Linked DNA regions of Homo sapiens: region 2 is linked to region 1. The links are chromatin loops, found by intact Hi-C in ENCODE. Cell type or tissue: Caco-2. All regions are shown on one strand. Links, peaks and the distances in the headings refer to the core of each region. The heading gives the core; the rest is flanking DNA. Region 1 has its middle 90 kb from the start of USP25. Region 2 holds the start of LOC124905073 (small nucleolar RNA U13).

Evidence for each region. A loop is a pair of places that touch in the nucleus more often than their neighbours do. Peaks named below come from ENCODE experiments on the same cell type or tissue, not always from the same donor. Only the 100,000 strongest peaks of a DNase experiment are listed, where the experiment ranks them.
Region 2: it touches region 1 in a loop (4-fold over the local background); 3 of 110 quality-filtered maps call a loop at or near these places.

Annotation. Positions count from the first base shown.
Region 1 is chr21:15,635,554-15,643,898 of GRCh38, forward strand. No RefSeq gene overlaps it. Among named protein-coding and RNA genes, the nearest start is that of USP25, 90 kb to the right of the region's middle. In Caco-2, for the core only: no CTCF peak of the experiment used is centred there; DNase peaks (open chromatin) are centred at 3,798 and 7,608.
Region 2 is chr21:15,702,602-15,710,946 of GRCh38, forward strand. It overlaps LOC124905073 (small nucleolar RNA U13), which reads left to right and starts at 6,058; the gene lies at 6,058-6,166. In Caco-2, for the core only: no CTCF peak of the experiment used is centred there; a DNase peak (open chromatin) is centred at 4,280.

The DNA.
Region 1 (8,345 bases), core at 205-8,204:
GTAGGTCTAAAGTGACTAATCCACTCCACCATCCCAATCTCCCTAAGCCTTTGGATCCCTTCCTTGACATTAAACCAAGGGAGATCAGGCATTTCCAGCTCATCCACAGTGGGCCATTTTTAACCCATATTTCATCTAACCAAGCAAACTATTAGAACCTTTTTTAACTCCCTGAGCTGCAACATTAAATTCACAGTCTTTACTTAGTGGGCCCAAATCATTAATCTCAGCCTGATGCAACTCTATGTTCCTTCCACCATTATCCCATACCCTTAACATCCATTCCCATGACTGTTTTCCAGATTGCTGTTTATATAAATTAGAGAACTCAAACAGTTCTTTTGGAGTGTAGCGCACCTCCTCATGGGTCACACTCTGAACCTCCCCTCTAGGGGCCCATAGGGACTTTAGTGTAGTTACAGGTCTAAAAGCAAACAGAGGTGTTGAGGGTGGCTCTGAGGAGAGTCAACATTATCTTGCCTGGCAGCTGCCTCCGGGGAGGCCATCACTGTTGCCTCGGGTAGTGTGGGGTTTATCTCCTCAGACAAAGGTGGAAAGGCTGATGGCAGCCCGGGTTGCGGAGGGGATGTTGCCACTACTGGGGATGGGGAAGTTCTTCCTTCTGGCAAAAAAGGTTCATCAGAGTTTACAGACTCAGTGTCCCCGGCTTTATCAGGGTCCTCTCACAAGATCCCATTTGAAGTTGCAGAGTTCCATTCTTTTCCAATCAATGCCCTCACTTTAACAGTAGGCACCTGGCGAGGCTGTGCGTGCATCTTTCATTGCAGGTCAGCCACTTGCATGATAAGAGCTTGTGTCTGTTTTTCCACAATTTCAACTCTTTCTCTACAGGACATAAGACTCTCACTCAGGGCAATCTTAGCATACTTGTGGCTCAGTATCTGCTTCTGAAGCCGGGAGACAGAATCCCTGAGTTCAACATTTTCTTTCATCACTTTGTCCACTGAACAGGAGCAACCAACCAGCTTCATTATGTTCTTTGGTTCTCCACATATGGCCAAAGGAATTATGTATAAAGTCACTAAACCCCTTGCCTCTCATGAGCAGTGAATCAGGAGTCTCAAATGCATTTATTTTGCATAACTCTTTAAACAGTTTTCAACAAGGACTATCAGTTTTCTCCATACTATTAGAAGTAGAGTCCCTGGCATCTTTAGGTCTAATCATATTAAGCAGCCAATTTCAGAATCCCCAAAACCAATGAAAGAACAACATCCTTAATATTCTGTTCCTCTAGAACCACTCCTGGTACCGAAAACTGTATTAGTCAGGGTTCTCTAAGAGGGATAGAACTAATAGGATATATATATATCCTACTAAATAAACACACACATATATATATATATATGTTTATTAAGTATTAACTTACACGATCACAAGGTCCCACAATAGGCTGTCTACAAGCTGTTGAGCGAGGAGAGCCAGTCTGAATCCCAAAACTGAAGAACTTGGAGTCTGCTCTTCAAGGCCAAGAAGCATCCAGCACAGGAGAAAGATGTAGGCTGGGAAGCTAGGCTGTCTCTTGTTTTCACATTTTTCTGCCTGCTTTATATTCACTGCCAGCTGATTAGTTTGTGCCCACCAGATTAAGGGTGGGTCTGCCTTCCACAGCCCACTGACTCAAATGTTAATCTCTTTTGGCAACACTCACACAGACACACCCAGAATTAATGCTTTGTATCCTTCAATCCAATCAAGTTGACACTCAGTATTAACCATCACAAGCATTTAATATAAACCTAATAAGTTATTTCTAACAGCTTTATTGAGATATAATTTACATACCATAAAATTTACCCTTTTAAAGTATACAGTTCAGTGGTTTTAATAATTCACAAAGTGGTACAACCATCATCACAATTTAGTTTTAGAACATTTTCATCACTCCAACATAAATAATTTTTTAGTTCTTTTTGCTTTCACCTTTAGGAATTCTGTATTTCTGGATAATTATAAAAGGCACTTTATTAATTTGGCAATGACTGGGTCAAATCTAAAATGAAGAAAAAAATGCTGTAAAGTTAGACAGCTATCATAAAGGAGATAATAAGTAATTGTTTTATTTGTTGTCTTTAAACATGTAAAGGCTTCTGGGAAGAATCCTTAAATATTAATTTTTAGTAATGGAAATTCTGGAAATTAAAATATATCAAACATCAAATGTTATTAAAAATTTTAAATCAACAAAAGTCTGCATTTGTAAGTCAAATTTCTACCTAAGATTACAAAGGCTTTGGTTATAGATCCCCTTAAAAGGATTTGGATGATTCTAAGAAGAAAACAAAATTACTTAGATGTAATCCTAGCTTTTGGCTCTGTCAATGCAGAAGACATTTCATCATGTGATTACACAGCAATAGGGTGTTTTTATAGTACCTATTCTTATAGAAAATGTTCTTTGAAGTTCTGTGCACACTGGTAAAGACAGGATAGTTGCCATATTTCAGCACCTAACCAGAACAAAAGATGTGCATTCATTTTACATTCACAAGTCTTATTAATTTTTACAAATTTGCATGACTTATTTTAAATTTGTACTGCGTGAGTTGGAGAAATTCTCAATGATCAAGTTATCTGAGAGCATTAGTCATTCTTTAACATGATTATTGCTGCACTGGGTTAAGTCGTATTTGATAATTTTCTTCTAAATGTGACTTAATGGGCTTACCAAACCAACATTAAAAAAGCTTTTCAACTATTTAGTCACTTACATTTTCTGCTATTAAAAAATGTTTCTGATTTTTGAGTGTTTGCCTCCCAAAAAACACTTTAGAAGTTTTTTCAGAAACACAACTTAATGGGTTAATCCTGCTACCAAAACAGACTCTCTTGGGATTCACAGGCTGAGAATCCAAACTTTTACCAAACATGATTTCTTATAAAGACGTCTTATAGCTTACTGAGAGAAACCATTTGGGGAACACTGCAAAAATACAGTGTAGTAGAATCTGGGGAGCAACTTTGTTCAGAATTTTGGGCTATGGTATTTCAGGAATTTAAAAAAAAACAAAGCATTAGAATAAAAGTCTAAATGGACTCCCTCTTTGGCCAGGGCACTCTAAAATGTAACCTGAAAGACTGGTTCAGGCCATGATGAGAAGTGGGGTTCAGACATGCCTCATCATACCCTTCCAGCAGTAACATCAATGCCTACCTTAAGTCTGATAAGAAACATTTACAATTCTCTCTAAAGCCTGCTACTTGGAGGCTTCATCTTTAGGATAAAACCTTGGTGTCTTCAACCCCTAATCATAGCAAAGACATCTCTTTCTACTGATAATAACTCTTTCAACCAATTGCCAATCAGAATATATTTATATCTACCTATGACCTGGAAGCCCCCTGCTTCAAGTTGTCCTGTCCTTTCAGATCAAACCAATGTAAATCTTACCTGTATTGACGGATGTGTTATGTCTCCGTACAATGTATAAAACCAAGCAGTATCCCGACCACCTTGGGCACATGTCCACATGTCGTCAGGACCTCCTGAGACGGTCATAGGCACCTCCTTAACCTTGGCAAAATAAACTTTCTGAAGTGTGTGAGATCTGTCTCAGATACTTTGGGTTCACAACAGGGAATAAAGAGTACGGCAGGAGCCCATCCAGTACCCTAAAATACTTACTTTAAACATCAGTTTTTTCCACAATGTTTACTAGAAGGCTAGGGGCCTAGCCTTAATCCTGGTGCTTGCCATGTTTGTCGTTTTGGAGGGAATGTTGTGCAACACCTTACTCACCCAGGAATTGTACCTGTTGACTCCCTTCAATGTTTGAGGCCCAGCCAGCACTCTGTCTACAGGAGCTAAACAGCACAGCTGGTTCCTCTGGCAGCGTGACTGGAATTCTTTCTCAGCTTTTATGTTCACACAGAAATGTTATCTTAATCTCAACTGACAAGTGTGTTCTTAAAACAAAACTCAAAGGTAGAAGGCTAGAGGAATGCTTCAGGGAGCTCCAAAATGAACAAAATGAATAGATCTGCACAGCAATTACATTTAGAAACCGAAACTTTTAATCCACAATTTAGACAGTAGCTGCAAAAGACAATTTGTTCCTTTCTGTTTTGGAGTGAAGATTATAATACATCATAATAGTGGTTTTTCACATTAAGTAATGTTTTTGCATTTCTGTAAAAAGTGCCTTAATGCCAAAACAAAAGGAAAATTAGTCATTAGTGGAAAAAAATAAATCCATAGTAGTGGTAATAAGTCATTTATTCCTCCATCCAGCAGTTACTGAACACCTATTGTATGCCAGATTTTTATCTAGGCAAAGAAAGAGTGAAAGATAATTCTCATAAAGGCCCTAAAAACAGGGAATCTTGGGGTATTCTGAAAACCTTGAACTAGGGCGCACTTCCGAACAAAGAAGGGGTGTGAGGGAGGACTTCTCAGAGGAGCTGAATACTTGTAAATAGATAATATGGAGATTTTAGAAATTGAAATTCGAAACATTCTAAAGCAGTGTCAGAAAATGTTCTATGTAAATTTAGCTGTTATTATTATGTTATGAAAATCTTTGTGTGTCCTAAGCATACATAACATAGGCATACATAAGAAACAGATTTAAATCCGTTTCAGATAATCCATTGTCCATCAAGCATAATTATTGATCTTCACATGGTTCAGACACAATGCTGAAAATTGGAATTAGGAAAGATAATTTTTCCAGGAGTCCCTGAGGCAAGCAGTCTTGTATCCTAAAGCTTAGCTTGTTTTTATTTATTTATTTATTTATTTATTTATTTATTTATTTATTTTGAGACAGAGCCTCACTTTGTCACCCGGGCTGGAGTGCAGTGGTGTGAACATGGCTCACTGCAGCCTCAACTTCCCAGGCTCAAGCAATCCTCCCACCTCAGGCCCCCAAGTAGCTGGGACTACAGGCACGTGCCACTGTGCCCAGGTAATTTTTGTATCTTTTGTAGATACTGGGTTTCACCATGTTGCCCAGGCTGGTCTCAAACTCCTGGGCTCAAGAGACGCACCCACCTTGGCCTCCCAAAGTGCTGGGATTACAGGCATGAGCCACAGCACCTGGCCTGTTTTTAATTTTTAATCATCAAAATTATAGGAAGAATAATTTGTTTTATTCTCTAAAGTCTCTAGAACATTTTTGTTCTCTTCCTCCCTCCCTCTCTCCTTCCCTCCCTCCTTCTCTCCCTTCCTTCCTCCTTCCCTCCCTCCGTCCATCCTTCCTTCCTTCCTTCCATCCTTCCTTCCTTCCTTCCTTCCTTCCTTCCTTCCATCCTTCTTTCCTTCCTTCCTTCCTTCCTTCCTTCTCTCTCTTTCACTCTTTCCTTTTCAATCTCATGTCTCCAAGAAAAACAAACTTGGCACAATTATTAGGAGTCACTCTTTCATGGTGAGTATAAGTTTCATGACATTTCAGAGGAAGTACAGTCAGCCATTTCCGTGGTGATTGAGGAGGTTTGAAGATTATGGACTAATACGCAGGAAGTTATCTATAGATTGCACTGGAAGGAACCTGAGGAATTAGAGCTCAGATTGGGAAGGAGATAGGTTATGTTTTCAGCACTTTTATGCGCCTTTTATCCTTTCTTATAGGAAGGCTGCAGATAATAACTAACAAATGACTAATAATACTACCTATGACTGTTTGATTCCCATTCTCTGTAATTCTGTCCTTATGAGACTGCCAGAGTGAGGACAAATTTTAGGCCACAGACTGAGAGAAAACAATAATCAATAAGAATTTCAGGTGTGGCGAGAAGGGAACATGCCATGGTCTTCAAAGCAATGATCAGAACACATTGTCTTTCCAGTTTGGGGGTGGGAAGAGAAAAAGGAGTAAGACTGTAGCAGAACTGCTTAAACAGAGCTCAATATTCTACAGAGTCAACAAGCACCCCTCTCATTCACTACATACAGATATTAAGAACGCTGATTAAAAGTGGGAGAGCTACTGCTTAAGTACAATATGTGGAATGTTGAGCTCTGTTTAAGTGTTTCTGACAGCATGCCTCTTTTTGACAAATACCAGTTAAAATATGAAATACGAGTTTCTTGGAACAGAACGCAGAATCTCTTGGGGAACTGAGAGAAGCCAAGTTGACCATTTAATAATCATCAGGTTCTTTTGGCAAATATTGAGAGCTCCCAGCAATTAGAGGTAGGCAAGTAGGCGTTGGATGGCAATCCTCTCCCATGTAACCGTGCTACCCCATGGTATGTCAATAATGAAAACAAGTTATATAACAGATTAAGATTGTCTAAAATGTATTAACAAGAAGCAAAAATAGTCACATCAACTGCTCTTGTAAGCTTAGAATACTAAGGCTGTTCAGACATTCTGAAAGCAGGATAAGCCAACCTTCTAGTTTGGGTCAAGCAACATTGTCATCTCTGAAATGAAAGTGTGTGGCCAAATGGAGATGTGAACCTACCATGCTGCTCCAGAGATATTAGTTTCTGCCGGATTTGCATATCTTTACATCGAGTTCATACATGGGTGTTGGTGCCTGTACACTCATTCTATCCAGTCATGTAACTCAAGCACAGCTCATTTTACTAATGTTTGTATGCTAATTAAAAACTCTTAGGTATAGATTCCTATAATAATATTTAAAGTTATTATGTAGCTACTTCTGAAGTGTGAATACCTGAGTAGGGTACTTCAGATGTTCAATACTCCCTTAGAACAGTGAATATAGTAAGCACTCAAATGTTACTTACTACTTTTCTTGTACTTATCTTGGTTGTCATCTTCATTAGTATGTGACATGCTCTGCTATTTCTCTACATGTCTAACTTACTCACTAAGCTAGTGCTTTTCAAGCCCATTAGTGGGTTATAAAATCAATTCAACAGTTTCTACATAGCATTTTTAAATGAACTAGGCCAGAAAAGAATAGCAAATATTAAAGTGTATCAAGTTTTTGGTTCAGGCTTATAAAGGTATATATACTGAGTTACAACGTAAAATATGTTTCCTACTGTGGCTCATGGTCAAAAAGAACAAACAGAAAAATGCTATACTAGGTTGTATACTTCAAAGAGATCTTCCCTTATTTATGTTGCTAACCCCAGTGTTTAGTATATGTTTAGCTGGTCAGTAAATGTTTGAATATGAGTAACTTGTTTTTTCTGCTAAGACGAATTTCACTGTAAGATGAGACTGGCATTTAAACCTTTTGGAGAATCTGAAACCAAATATGTGTAATTGATATTTGTAGAACCAATGCATAGAAATGTTCTCTGTTGCTCTGTTTTGAAGAAAACTGTAATTATAGACAATCTCTCCTGGAAATCTTTATAGTTTTGTGTCTCAGTGTTCTGCATTTTAAAACCCAGAAATTGCTTATTCTGGCGAAATGTATTCCAGTGCCCTTTGTATCAGTTGCCTGTTGTTGCTGTGCAAATTGCCACAAGTGTTGTTGCTTAAAACAACATGTTTACTATCTCATAGTTTTATGAACTAGACATCTGACATGAGTCTCACTGGACTATAGTCAAGAGAGCCACAGCCTGCTTTCTTCTGAGGTTCTAGAGGAGATTTTCCAGCTTCTGGATGCCTCTGGAATTCCTTGGCTCATGACTCTTCTCCATCTTCAAAGCCAGCGGCGCAGCCCTCCGACCTCTGCCTCCATGGTCACATCTCCCCTTCTGACTCTGACTCTCCTATCTTCCTCTTTGATTTATAAGGACCCTCCTGATTACACTGGGCTCACAAAGATAATCCCAGATAACCTCCCCATTTCAAGTTCTTATTTAGCCATATCTGCAAATTCTCTTTTGCCACTTAATATTCACAGGTTCCAGGAATAAAACTTAGACATCTTTGGAAGCCATTATTCTGCCTTCCATGCCCATCAATTCTACTGCCTAAGAAGTGACTCAAACAGAGAACATTTGCAAAGCATTTTGGATAACGTTCATGCTGCTTGACTTATAGATGTGGCTATGCAGGTCATTTCCTAAAAACCTGTTTTCTGATTTCGTATGATTTTGGGTGTTCAGCATGGGCCAAGAAAGTAACACCTAACCATCAGTGATTTTAAAATCCTTGCTTTTGAGAATTTGTTGAAATTTAGGTAGCAACCCACATTTTCATACTGAAATTTGAAATTGTTCTAACTTTTAACATTACTTAGTTAATAAACCTTAGAGTAATGAATTAGAGAAATAGAAGTAGAAGGTACAGAATTCTAAACTAGTGAAGAACAGTTTGATAATTTATGAGGATACATAACTTGCAGAATGTGAAATTTTGGGAAATAATATGGCTGTCCAGGGCAAAGTCACTGCAGTTTCCTGAGTAATTAAGAAATGTAATTTGGAAGAACTGCTGGCCTGTTGGCAA
Region 2 (8,345 bases), core at 106-8,105, 67 kb after region 1:
TGCTCCCCACTCTGCCATACCATACCACACTGCTGTTGTTTAAATATTTGTCTCCTCCAAAACTCTTGATGAAATTTAATCCCCAGTGTGGCAGTATTGAGATGTGAGGCCTTCGAGATGTGATTGGGTCATGAGGGCTCTGTCCTCATGAGTGGATGAATTCATTAATGAATGAATGGATTAATGGGTTATCATGGGAGTGGGATTGGTGGCTTTATAAACAGAGAAAGAGAGATCTGAAGGAGCACACTTGGTCAGTCCCCTTGCCATGAGATGGCCTGTGCCATCTTGGGATTCTGCAGAGAGTCCCCACCAGAAAGAAGGTTTTCATCAGATACAGCTCCTTGACCTCAGACTTCTCAGCCTGCATAATGATAAGAAATAAATTCATTTTCTTTATAAATAACCCAGTTTCAAGTATTCTATTATAAGCAACACAAAACAGACTAAGACACACACCAACAAAGCTAAAGTATTATAGTGGGCTACACCTGAAAGAGCCACAAGGAGCAGACTCTCTTTGAGGAGGCATACTTAGGGGAGTCTGAGAGGGAAAACAAAAACAAGGGCAGTAGAAGACTTAAGCCTTTTCACATTTATGGTTAATGTAAATTTCCATGCTAAAGGTCTGTTTTTTCTCAATTCCTATTACTCATATGTGTCATTTGCACCTATCAATACAAAATTACAAGGTCTGATGATAAAGCAAGAAAACACATAGTTTGAAGAGGTAAAGCAAGCATTAGAACTAGACCCAGATATGACACACATTTTTGAATTATCAGATAGGGAATCTTAAATAATTATTATTAATATGTTAAGAGGTCCTAATGGAAAAAGTAGACAATGTGCAAAAATAGATGACTAATGCAAGCAGAGAGATAGAAAATCTAAGAAAGAATCAAGAGGAAATGCAAGAAATCCAAAACACTGTAACAGATATGATGAATAATGAGGTATGCACTCATCAGCAGACTCGACATGGCCATGGAAAGAATCAGTGAGCTTGAAGACAAGTCAGTAGAAATAACTAAAGTATCTAAAAATTGGAAGAGACATTAAAAGTTGTCTACTGTATCCATTTATTTAAGAACTGGTTTAAACACACGCCCTCTTTCCTGATGGGATTCCAATTATGTCAGTAATCATCTAATTCTCACTTTCAAGATTATTGCAAGCGTGTGATTTTAACATGACTATCATAGATAAAACAACTTTACCCATTCAAATACCATTTGGCCATTACTGAGCAATGTAACATACCAGTTATATACAGTTATAATTTAATTCAAAAAATTAAAAAGAGAGTCTACATTTTCCTCACTATTTGTGTAATATCTCGGCCAACTTTTTAACATCTCTGTATGATCATTTTTTAACTAAATGCCATATATTTTTCACACTGTACCCTTTACACTCAGCTAGCTACTGCTGCCTTGATACTTTCTGGGACTAAGGATGAGCTGTCAAACACTATAACTAAGAGCTCTTATTTATGGCCTTGCTTCCTTGAACTCAGTATTTAGCTTTACTTCAGTCAGTGTCGATTTCAGTCCAGCTGTTCATGTTTGAGTATTTAGGTTACTTGCTTCCAAATACTCATGACACTGAACTATTGAAGGTCAAGTTACTGCTAAATGGACTGTTTTGTATATTATAATAGCAGAGGAATATTATAGCAGTTTCATAAGATTATTAGCTTTTCCTACTTTCACAGACTATAATTGGCATTTAAGCTCATATTCATATATTCCCCATGCCCATAACTCTCATTTATATGTGTGATTCTGTGTTGTTATAGAGAGGGCTAAGAAGAGGTGGCCCAGGCCTTTAAGACATAATCAGACTATACCTGTGGTATTAGCCTCACCTTGGAAGCTTTTTAAAAATTCTATCATTCAAGCCTATTTGAGGTGGGACCTGTTTGAGTTGGGGCCTAGGCATTAATATTTTTAAAGCACTCTCCCAATAACTGTAATGTGCAAACGGGGTTAGAACTCCTGAACTACTTTCTATAATAATAAAAATCTCACATAAATAGCTTTAAAAGAGATACATAAGAATGTCTCAAACAAACACACACACACACACACACACTCCCTCCCTCTCTCTCACCCTCTTTCTCTCTCTCTCTCTCACACAAGATTTCACAGGATTGAGAGATCATATCCAATAAAAGTTCGCAACAAAGGCTCATGAGCGTAAAGGACTGCAAAGGTTTTGGACAGGAGGCCCTGACTGAGTGGAGGCACATTCCTGGCAGAGGGAAACTGTGATGGAAGGAAGGGAAACCAATACACTTCACAAAGACCTTTTTGAACAACATTGAAAAGAAAAACCCAGAAGAGAATACAATAAGGAATTGTAGAAAATAAGATGAGACAGGGAGCAGGGTCCCCAATTAAGAGGACATCAAACTTACATTTTAGGGTGCTGTCATTTTAAAGTGTTTCTAAAACACTGTAGTTTTTCATATTATTTAAATGTACAGAAACTTAAACCTATGGTCCTGTTACCCAGTGATATGGTTAGGCTGTGTCCCCACATCTCATCTTGAATTCCCAGGTGTTGTGGGAGGGACCCAGTGGGAGGTGATTCAATAATGGGGGCGGGTCTTTCCTGTGCTGTTCTCTTGGTAGTAAATAAGTCTCACAAGATCTGATGTTTTTAAAAAGGGGGAGTTTCCCTGTACAAGCTCTCTTCTTTTGTCTGCCGCCATGTGAGACGTGTCTTTCACCTTCCACCATGATTGTGAGGCCTCCCCAGCCACGTAGAACTGTTACTCCAATAAACTTCTTTCTTTTTTCAAATTGCCCAGTCTCAGGTATGTCTTTATCAGCAGCATGAGTACAGACTAATACACCCAGCTTAGGAATAAAACACTATTAATGCAGTTGAAATCTCCTATGTTTTGTTCCATAATCATAATTAATTTCTCCCTTAGCAGAGATAATCATTATCCTACATTTGGTGTTTATTATTCTTAAGCATTTCTTATACTCAGATGCATAGATATTACTTAGATAATACATAGATGCTTATGTTCCAAAACAAAACAAATACTCCAAGTTAAAAAATATATTGTGAAGTTTAATAGAAAAGACATGGAATCAACCTAGGTGCCCATCAATGACAGACTAGATAAAGAAAATGTGGCACATATAAACTATAGAATACTATGCAGCCATTAAAAAAGAGTGAAATCTTGTCCTTTGCAGCAACATGAATGCAGTTGGAGGCCATTATCCTAAACAAATTAACACAGTAATGGAAAACTAAATACCACATGTTCTGACTTATAATAAGTAGGAGCTAAACACTGCGTATACATGGACATAAAGATGTGAATAATAGGCACTGGCGATTACTAGAAGAGGGAGTGATGGGGAGAAAGGGCTGAAAAACTACCTATTGGGTACTATTCTTACTATGTGGGTGATAGGATCATTCATACCCCAAACCTCAGCATCACACAATATACCTATGTAACAAACCTGGACATGTATCACTTGAATCTAAAATAAAAGTTGAAATTATAAAATATATACATATTTGGCTGGATGTGGTGGCTCACACCTATGATCCCAACACGTTGCGAAGCTGAGGCAGGTGGATCACTTGAGGTCAGGAGTTCGAGACCAGCCTGGCCAACATGGTGAAACCCTGTCTTTACTAAAAATGCAAAAATTATCTGGGCGTGGTGGCGCATGCCTGTAATCCCAGCTACTCTGGAGGCTGAGGCACAGGAATCACTTGAACCTGGGAGGTGAAGGTTGCAGTGAGCCGAGATTGCACCACTGTACTCCAACCTGGGTGACAGAGCAAGACTCCACCTGGAAAAAAAAATATATATATATACACACACACATATATACACATATATGCACATATATATATATATGTGTGTGTATATATATATATATATATAGAGAGAGAGAGAGAGAGAGAGAGAGAGAGAGAGAGAAAAGTTTTGAAGAGAATAAATATGGCATAATGAAAAAGGTGTTTCAGGAAGTTGGGTCTAGCTAAAACATACAGTACAGAAAGTTTTTGTGTCATCTAGGAGTATTTGGACCAGCATGTAAAATTGGGCTTAGAAAAGGATGGATATCAAAAAATGGAAAAGAAATTTCAGCGTCTTAAATATAGAGAATGAGGAAGCAGAATGAGTCAAACCAAGATACTAGGCTTTGTCCCCGAAGGATTAAAATAACGATGTGGTGTTGACAGATTCAGTGAGTCACAGTGGAAGAACTGGTTTCCAGGAGTATAGATGTGTTGTGGAATTTGGCCCTGCTGACCATTCCCTCATTGCTGAAGCACTCTCCTCCCTAGCCTTCTGCCATCCCTTTCTTTTGGCTTTGTTCCTACCTCTTTCATTGTTCTAAGTCTTCCTTATGGTCTTCAATTTGTATCCAATTTTTCTTACAGCTAATACTCTCCTGGACTGACTCATTCACTTCCAGGGCCTTAATACACAAATGCTGATGACTTCCAAATTCTTATGGCCAACATGTAAAGTCTCCTCAGCTCCATATTTCATTTCTAATTGCCTATGGGTATTTATCCCACAGCCACTTTTAACATGTCCAAAATTAGTCTTATTACCATCTTATTCCCTTCTCATTTTATTCATCCCTTTTATTCTTACTTATTCCTGCTCCTTTATTCTCTATCTCTGCAAATGTTCTCCAAGTTTTATCATCTTACCAAAGCTAGAAAACTGGAAAACATCCTCACACTTCTCCCTGAACATGAGCTGTGCCCACTATTTAATGCCATGTCTTGCCAAATCAACCTCTTTAATTGTGCTTGTATTGTTTTCCACTTTTCAACTGTCTCCACTGTCTTAATCTCAGGTGGTTTTAACTATGTTCTCTGGCCTATTACAATATTCTGTAAACTTATCTTTTCACCCCTAGTCTTGTCCAATTCCTTCTCTCTGTCTCTCTTCTACTATGAGTGATTTTCTTAAATATAAATTTGATCATTCCCTGCTCTTAGGTGGAGGGGAAATTAGGACACCTCATTACCTTCTGCAGAAGCTTTCCGTCTTGTTCTTTTAAATCCTAATTAGGACTCTACAGAGTTAACTCAAAGACAACCAATGGCGCCAAGTCAGAAGCTGAAAGACAAGTGAATTATTTGATGAGACACAAAAGCGTTGAATTCAAAAGCACAGGCCCTTTTTTCCCCACTCGTTTTGCTGCTAGGAAATTCACTCAGCAAATATTTATCAAGTATGCACCATGTGCCAGACACTCTTCTCAGTGCTACTCTATATTAATTCTACTAATTCCTATAAAAACCCATGGATATTATTTCAATTTTACAGATGAAGAAACTGAGGCATATTACTCAAGGTTAAGTTACTCAAGGTCCCCAGCTCGGTGAAGTCCAGAACCGGGACGTGAACCCAGATAATCAGACTCTAGAATTTTGCTACTCAAAGTAGAATTCATGGGCCAGCAGAATGGTAACACTGGTGATATTAGAAATACAGGCCCTGTGCTTCTACCCTAGACTTAATCATTATGTAAATTTTTACAAGATTTCCAGGTGATGTGTGCATTACTTCATGCTTGAAAAGCTTTGCCTTCAAGTCTGGGTTCTTAACCACATGTCAACCCAATATAACAGTAGTTGACTTGTTCTTTCTTCCTCAGACATGTGAGTTGGCTCTCCTTTTTATGTACCTGTCAAACACAAAAGTAACAAGCCTTAAAACCTTGCCCCTGCCAGGCGCGGTAGCTCACGCCTGTAATCCCAGCACTTTCGGAGGCTGAAGCGGGCGGATCACCTGAGGTCAGGCGTTCGAGATCAGCCTGACCAACATGGCGAAACTCCATCTCCACTAAAAATACAAAAATTAGCCAGGCGTGGTGGTGGGCACCTGTAATCCCAACTACTCGGGAGGCTGAGGCAGTAGTATTGCTTGAATCCAGGAGGCAGAAGTTGCAGTGAGCCGAGATCGCACCACTGCACTCCAGCCTGGGTGACAGAGCGAGACTCTGTCTCAAAAAACAAAACAAAACAAAACAAATAAACCTCACCCCGATCCTTTTGTAGATCATGAGCATGATGATTGGGTGTTGACACAAATATGTGAAATGTGCCAGCCTCAAACCTTCTTATGACATCAGATCAGCACATGACTCTGCTGGGAAGTCATTAATCCATTATACATTAAGTATCTGGAACTTTTCTGGTTAAAACAAATATATACCTATATCTCTAAGAGATATTATTCTTGATGTAGGTCAATTTTATAGGTCCTGAAGAGGAAGTAGTGTACCGATGTTCAAAATGATGTCTGGTCAGTGATGGTTGTCCAAACACACACACACACACACACACACACACACACACACACACACACACACACACACACGGGGGAGGGGGGAGAGAGAGAGTCACTGTGTTACCCAGGCTGGAATGGAGTGTCTATTCACAGATGTGATCACAAGTCCCTGCAGCCTTTGACCCCTAGACTCAAGTGATCCTTTTGCCACAGCCTCCTGAGTAGCTGGGACTACAGGCACACACCACCATCCCTGGCTCAAACACTTGATATTAGTCTAATACCAGTAGCCAGACAGGCTAGAGGAGGGATGAAACCAGCTTTGTCTATGTAGTAGGGAACGTTGAGGATCAGATACCATTACAACCCTAACTGATAACACAATCAGCTATCACAATCTTAACAGTGACTTGAGGTAATACGTATCTTCTAAGTTAATGTGGGAGAGAGGTGGGTTTCAGGATAAACTGTAAACCGCTCATTCTTATGAGACTCACTTGAGGAGGTTTCTGGACAAGCTTCCACATTGACTCCTCACTCACATGGAAGTTGTTTCCAGCACTTTGTGAAGTCTCCCATAAAACATGTGAAACTCCATCAAGTAGTAATAAGAAATGGAAGGTTCACTGAAGATGTTGCAGAGAGAAAGAGAAGATGCCATGTCACACACCACACAGCAGAAATTTAGGCAAAATCCTCATTAGACATAAGAATTCTTAATGTTTTTCTTTCCCAAACACTTTCTTCCCAATCTCAATAGCTTTTCTTCCGTTTTCTTTCTTTCCTCCTTTCCTTTTTCAGGCAGTATCTAACAAACTGCAATACTCTTACCAGTATCAACTTTAATGCTAAGCTTAAATAATGTAAGCAAAGCATAAACTGTAGAGTTCAAAACAGTAATAAATCTCCTAGCAGGTTTCACTATCCATCACACCCACCCAACCTCATTCTCAGGATCCTGTAAAACAAAAGCAGGTCTCTTCTAGGCGGGGATAGGGATATGCATTGTTAATAAGTTTCTTCATCCTGCTACATTCTCCTCTGGTGCCAGCACTTCTTCATATTTTCTATAGAACTAAGAATAAAAGCTTTTATTCTGGTGGCTAAGGGCTGAATGGACATGCTATCCTCAACATTCAAAAAGCAAAGTGCCTGCTCTTTGGATGAGTGCATGTATTTATTTATGTGATAAGTATTTGAAACAGGTCTTTAAGTTGCATATATTTATAAGATACATGTCATATTTTGATACACACATATAATGTGTAATGATCAAATTGGAGTAATTGGGAGATCCACTACCTCAGTCATTGATCTTGTCTTTGTGCTGGGAATATTCCATATCTACTCCTCTAGTTATTTTTAAATATACAAAGAATTACTGTTAACCACAGTCTTCCCATTGTGCTGCTGAACACTAGATCTTATTTCTACTATCTAACTATATTTTTGTTCCTGTTAACAAGCCTCTCTTTATCTCCCCTTCCCACTACCTTTCTGAGTGTCATTCTACTCTCTACTTCCATAAGATCAATTTATTTTAGCCCCCACATATGGGTGAGAAGCTGCAATATTTGTCTTTCTGTGCCTGACTTATTTCACTTAGCATAATGCCCTCCAATTCCATCCATGTTGTTGCAAATGACAGGATTTCCATTCTTTTTATGGCTGAATAATATTTCATTGTGTGTATGTACCACATTTTCTTTATCCATTCATTTGTTGACAGACACAGAGGTTGATTCCATATCTTGGCTAATGTGAATAGTGCTGGAATAAACATGGGAGTGTAGATAACTGTTTGACATATTGATTTCCTTTCTTTTGGATATATGCTCAGCAGTGGAATTGCTGGATCATATGGTACTTCCAATTTTACTTTTTTGAGGAATCTCCATGCTGTTTTCCATAGTGACTGCACTAATTTATGTTCCAACAAACAATGTATAAGCATTCCCCTGTGTCCACATCACCAATATCTGTGTTTTTTTTTTCTTTGTAATAATAGTCATTCTAACTGGGGTAAAATGATATCTCATTGTGG